Linked DNA regions of Homo sapiens: region 2 is linked to region 1. Evidence: read pairs that join two places in POLR2A ChIA-PET (ENCODE). Cell type or tissue: Caco-2. All regions are shown on one strand. Each heading gives the region's core, and the rest is flanking DNA. Links, peaks and the distances in the headings are about the cores only. Region 1 overlaps LOC105370092. Region 2 has its middle 9.9 kb from the start of DDX51.

Region 1 (2,895 bases), core at 135-2,634:
CCTGATCTGCTCATCCCAACAGGTCCCAGAAGGGAGCAGAGCCAACAGCCAGCCTGGGAAGGCGCCAACTCAGACAGAAACTGATCCAAGCCCTCGTCTCTGTTCTCGCAGATGGCCTGGGAAAGGAAACCTGTCCGAAACCTGCCTGCGAGTCCCATCTGACAGCTGCCAACGGCAGCCACCCTCCTCCCTCCCTGACCACACGGCCTCTTCCCGACGGTGACGCTCAAGCTCCTACCCCACGCCCTGTGACTTGCCGACTTGCCCACCTCCCCACCTCCCGCCCACTTCCCCATTTTCACACATGAGGGTTCTCCCATCCTCAGGCCTCAGCTCAGATGTCCTTTCCATGGGGCCTGTGGGAAGCAGCCACCTGCGGCCACTCTCCCTCTCCCAGGGCACTGGTCACTTCCTGAAACCCGCTCCTGGCCCTCGCCCGTCTCCCTCCCCAGGCTGGAAGTTCCCAGGTCCCAGGCCTTGAATTTCCCCAACAGCCCCTGTGGCCCTGCCCACAACAGGAAACCGCGGGAAGGCAGCAGAGCCCAGGGTGCTCCTGTGGGATGCCTGCCTGACAGCGGGGCTCAGGCAGGGACCCTGATGGGCTGCAGCCCCTCAGCAGCCTGCGTCCTCTGGGCCTGGGGGAGCCACTGGTGTCAGGAGCCTGCGGGTGGACTCTGGACAGGAACCTGGAATTCCCTAGTTCCTGGGAGGCAGCCACCAGATGACAGCGTAGGCACGTCCTTGCCCGCCCCCTCCAGCACAGCCCCCAACCCCGAGAGGACTGGGCAGATGGCCAAGAAGGGGAAGGTGCCCTCCCCCATCCTGAGCAGGCGGCCATGAGGCCTTGGCAGACCTCCCACCCTGGAACTGGGCCGCTGGAGCCTGGGGTAAGACATGTGGAAGGGCCTCGGCTCCTCGTGCCTGGCACTCAACACACCTGAGCACACCTGCAGACACCTAGGCACATCGGCACACACCTGGGCACACCTGCACACACCTGGGAACCTCTGCGCACACCTGAGCACACCTGCACACACTGGAGCACACCTGCACACACATGGGCATACCTGCACACACTGGAACACACCTATGCACACCTGCACACACCTGCAACGCTCATCGTCCCTATGTGACCTGGAGCAAGTTATCTAACCTCTTGGTGCCTGAGCTTCCTTATCTGTAAGGTGATAGTGATGATGCCCCCCCCCAGAGAGCTGTCATGAGAATGAAATGAGGTGACGCCCTTACAGGTGTGTAAGGGCGATACCTGGCACACTGTGGGGCCATCTGAGGGTTGCTCATCATCCCCCATCCCGGGAGCTTGCCACCGTGCCCGGGTGTGCAGCCCACAGACAGCTGCAGCTGCCATGGTCACATGAGATCACAGAGAGGCAGGTCTGGGAAGGGGCTGCCAGCCCTGGTCTGGTGAGCGGCAGGTGGAGCGCCAGCTGCAACGCGGTGGGGAGCAGTGAGGGGCGTGGCACAGCAGGCAGGAGCCCGCGGGGCGAGGCGGCGGCCCGCAGACAGCTGCAGCTACTTCCTGACTCGCAGGGTGTGGACTCAGCCTTGCTCCACCTTCTGTTCTTTTAAAGAAAAGCTGGGGCCGGGCGCAGCGGCTCACGCCTGTAATCCCAGCACTTTGGGAGGCCGAGGTGGGCGGATCACGAGGTCAGGAGATCGAGACCATCCTGGCTAACACGGTGAAACCCCCGTCTCTACTAAAAATACAAATAATTAGCCGGGCGTAGTGGCGGGCGCCTGTAGTCCCAGCTACTCAGGAGGTTGAGGCAGGAGAATGGCGTGAACCTGGGAGGTGGAGCTTACAGTGAGCTGAGATCGCGCCACTGCACTCCAGCCTGGGCGACAGAGCGACACTCCGTCTCAAAAAAAAAAAAAAATAGAAAAAAGAAAAGCCGGAAGTCTGGATTTGGGGGCAAAGGTCCCACATTTAGAAACACCATGCTGTTCAGATTTGCAACATACCTGCCGTTGGCCACGGCCCAAGAGCCCGGGGGTGACGTCGACCTCAGCACTGAGGTGGGCTCTAGAGTGCACACCTGCGCTGCACGTTCTGTGAGTGTGCACCCGCCTCCCGGCAGGCCTGGGCTCCTCCCACAGGTCAGAGGCTGCAAACGACAGGATCTGCCTGAGATGGGGCTGCCGTGAGAAAGATGTCTTCTCTCTTGGATTTAGGGTCCACCGAGAGAGGTGGAGAGGAAATATCATTCCCCGGCCTAACCATATGAGGACTGCAGTGACGGCCCCCGCCAGCACCTGCCCCTCCTGCGGGCTTGGCTCCCCGGCAGGCGCTCCCCAGATGCGGCTTGGTCCGTGCTGAGGATCCAGAGACCTAGGTCCAGAGGCTCAAGTTTCCAGGTTTGGAACTGGCGTCTACTAATATGGTAGATTGTGCCAAAAATGCACACATGGCCGAAACAATATTTTCAGTCCTGCGTGTTCTTCCAGACCTTTGCCTTCCCCCTCAACCCCCCCGTGGAGAGGAGCCCCGCTCCCCGCTGCCTGAATGCACGGCCTTCATGGCGGGCTGGGGAGGAGCACAGGGCAGAAGGCTGCAGCCGGCCCACTTGGCCTGCTCCGGGCTCTGGGCTCTGGGCTGGGGGCTCTGGGCTCTTACTCATGGAACCAGCTGCCAGGCTGTGTGGGAGCCCAGACCACACAGAGGAGCCCCTGCAGGTGTCTGGTCACAGCCTGGCCAGGGCTCAGCCGACAGCCACCACGACCCACCAGGTGCCTGAGCGTTGGGCGAACTCGGCCCCCAGCGTGTGGGCAGCCCCAGCTCCTGCCAAGTGTAGCAGAAACAAGCCGTCCGCAGCAAACCTGCCCGAGCTGTGGATTCAGGATAAAAATCATCCCTGGTGTTGCTGCAGGTCACAA
Region 2 (2,895 bases), core at 229-2,728, 300 kb before region 1:
GCGCCTCCTTCCTCAGCCACGGGAGGATGAGGTCCAGGAGCGCAGCGGGGCCCACGGGGGAGCGCCTTCGGGTGCGGCTCGTCGCTGCCACCCGTACAGTGGTTTCTTTTTATTTCCCACGCCTCCCCACAATGATGTGGACGCCATCAGTGTCATTGGCAAGGGAGGGCCTTGTGCCACCCTCCAGAGACGTGGCTGCCACCCTGACCTGGGCGGAGTGTGGGGGTGGTTCTGCCCCCCTCCCCCCCGCCTGACGGGGGCTCCTCCTGCGGAGACCGGGCCCAGCTGAGCCTGTGGGTCCACCTCTTGATTGCCCAAGTTTGCATCTACCCAGTGACAAGGACCATCTCCTTGGAGCCGGGGCTGATGGGGGGGGCTATGACAGTTTGAGTGGGGGTGGCTGTGGGCCTTCCAGACCCGGGACCCTGCCTGTTACCTGGCAGGTGGACTCACTCTGCCTTCCTTTTTTGTTTTTTTTTTTTGAGACAGAGTCTCGTTCTGTCACCCAGGCGGGAGTACAGTGGTGCAATCTTGGCTCACTGCAATCTCCACCTCCCAGGTTCAAGCAATTCTCCCACCTCAGGCTCCGGAGTAGCTGGGATTACAGGCATCTGCCACCACACCTAGCTAATTTTTGTATTTTTAGTAGACATGGGGTTTCAGCATGTTGGCCAAGCTGGTCTCGAACTCCTGACCTCAAGTGATCCACCTGCCTCGGTCTCCCAAAGTGCTGGGATTACAGGCATGAGCCACTTGCGGCCAGCCTTGCTCTGCCTTCCTGACAGTGCAGACCTCGCTCCTGGAGGGCCAGACCCGTCCGACTCGCCCTAGAGTCTCTCAGCAACTAGAATGCACAGGGCCATGCGCAACACTCATGTCTGGAAAGGTGAAGGAGGGGTTGGCCGCCCCTCCATGGCTCTGCCGTCTTCCAGCTCTTTCTCTAAGGCCTGTCCTTTGAGTTCATAGATGAATACCCAGCAAGTCACAGTTCAGGCCTAGCAGCCAACCGGCCAACAGCCAAGAGCAGCCTACCACTGCAGCCCGCCAGGAGAGTGGCCTAGCCTCCGTGGCCCACCGTCCGCGGCCCACCAGGAAAGCACTGTTTCTGCCATCCCCCATGTCTCAGGTTCCCAAGGCCACGGGGACCGCGCCAGTGCAGGCCTACATGCAGGTAGGGGCAGCTCACACTGTGCCCCTCCCACATGGCCACACGGGGTCAGGCCAGTGGCTGCTGTGCTCCTTGCTGTCATTATCCTACTTTCAAGACCTACCCCCTTCCTCCGTAGAGGTAAGGAGACGGGAATGTGTGGACAGCTCAGGCCCACACTGCACATTGAAGGTCCCTCCTCCCTATTCTGTGCTCCGTGAAGGTCGCAAAGAGCCCTCGAGGCCCAGCCACGGACGCCTGCCTGAGCCCTCAGCAGCTGGTGGCCCAGCAGGTGAGTGCCCACCATCCTGCCGCCGGCATGGCCCCGGCACACCCCTCAGCCCCCACCCCACCCCCTCTCGCCTGGTCCCCACCGTCACCAACAGCTCTGTCCTCCTCTTGCCCCTCCCACCTCTTCCTTTGTGTGCTCAGCTGCTGTCCCTCCCGCTCCTCTCCCCTCTCACATCTCGAAACTCTGGGGAAGGATCCAGGCCCCCGTGCCACTGTGGAAGGGCCGGGACGGGCCTGCCCAATGCACTGCAGATGCCCCGGTGCCCACTCCTCCTACCTCCCCGAGTGTGCCCACGGTGCCCGCTCCTCCCACCTCCCGAGTGTGCCCACGGTGCCCGCTCCTCCCACCTCCCGAGTGTGCCCACGGTGCCCACTCCTCCCACCTCCCCGAGTGTGCCCACGGTGCCCCTCCTCCCACCTCCCGAGTGTGCCCACGGTGCCCACTCCTCCCACCTCCCCGAGTGTGCCCACGGTGCCCACTCCTCCCACCTCCCGAGTGTGCCCACGGTGCCCGCTCCTCCCACCTCCCGAGTGTGCCCCGGTGCCCGCTCCTCCCACCTCCCCGAGTGTGCCCACGGTGCCCGCTACCTCCCACCTCCCGAGTGTGCCCACGGTGCCCACTCCTCCCACCTCTCCGAGTGTGCCCACGGTGCCCACTCCTCCCACCTCCCCGAGTGTGCCCACGGTGCCCACTCCTCCCACCTCCCGAGTGTGCCCACGGTGCCCGCTCCTCCCACCTCCCGAGTGTGCCCACGGTGCCCGCTCCTCCCACCTCCCGAGTGTGCCCACGGTGCCCGCTCCTCCCACCTCCCGAGTATGCCCCGGTGCCCGCTCCTCCCACCTCCCGAGTGTGCCCACGGTGCCCACTCCTCCCACCTCCCCGAGTGTGCCCACGGTGCCCACTCCTCCCACCTCCCGAGTGTGCCCACGGTGCCCGCTCCTCCCACCTCCCGAGTGTGCCCCGGTGCCCGCTCCTCCCACCTCCCGAGTGTGCCCACGGTGCCCGCTACCTCCCACCTCCCCGAGTGTGCCCACGGTGCCCGCTACCTCCCACCTCCCGAGTGTGCCCACGGTGCCCGCTACCTCCCACCTCCCGAGTGTGCCCACGGTGCCCACTCCTCCCACCTCCCCGAGTGTGCCCACGGTGCCCGCTCCTCCCACCTCCCGAGTGTGCCCCGGTGCCCGCTCCTCCCACCTCCCGAGTGTGCCCACGGTGCCCACTCCTCCCACCTCCCGAGTGTGCCCACGGTGCCCGCTCCTCCCACCTCCCCGAGTGTGCCCACGGTGCCCGCTCCTCCCACCTCCCCGAGTGTGCCCACGGTGCCCGCTCCTCCCACCTCCCCGAGTGTGCCCACGGTGCCCGCTCCTCCCACCTCCCGAGTGTGCCCCGGTGCCCGCTCCTCCCACCTCCCGAGTGTGCCCCGGTGCCCGCTCCTCCCACCTCCCGAGTGTGCCCC

Evidence for each region. Peaks named below come from ENCODE experiments on the same cell type or tissue, not always from the same donor. Only the 100,000 strongest peaks of a DNase experiment are listed, where the experiment ranks them.
Region 2: POLR2A ChIA-PET joins it to region 1 with 5 read pairs; 2 of 35 experiments call an interaction of 5 or more read pairs at or near these places.

The regions. Positions count from the first base shown.
Region 1 is chr12:132,428,996-132,431,890 of GRCh38, forward strand. It overlaps LOC105370092, which reads right to left. Exons shown (of 4, transcript XM_047429966.1): 4 at 1-2,895. Among named protein-coding and RNA genes, the nearest start is that of MUC8, 44 kb to the right of the region's middle. RefSeq lists an enhancer at 1-214 and a silencer at 1,444-1,613. In Caco-2, for the core only: no CTCF peak of the experiment used is centred there; DNase peaks (open chromatin) are centred at 1,506 and 2,046; H3K4me3 peaks cover 1,352 bases.
Region 2 is chr12:132,132,933-132,135,827 of GRCh38, forward strand. No RefSeq gene overlaps it. Among named protein-coding and RNA genes, the nearest start is that of DDX51, 9.9 kb to the right of the region's middle. In Caco-2, for the core only: a CTCF peak has its summit at 1,213; DNase peaks (open chromatin) are centred at 1,262 and 1,573.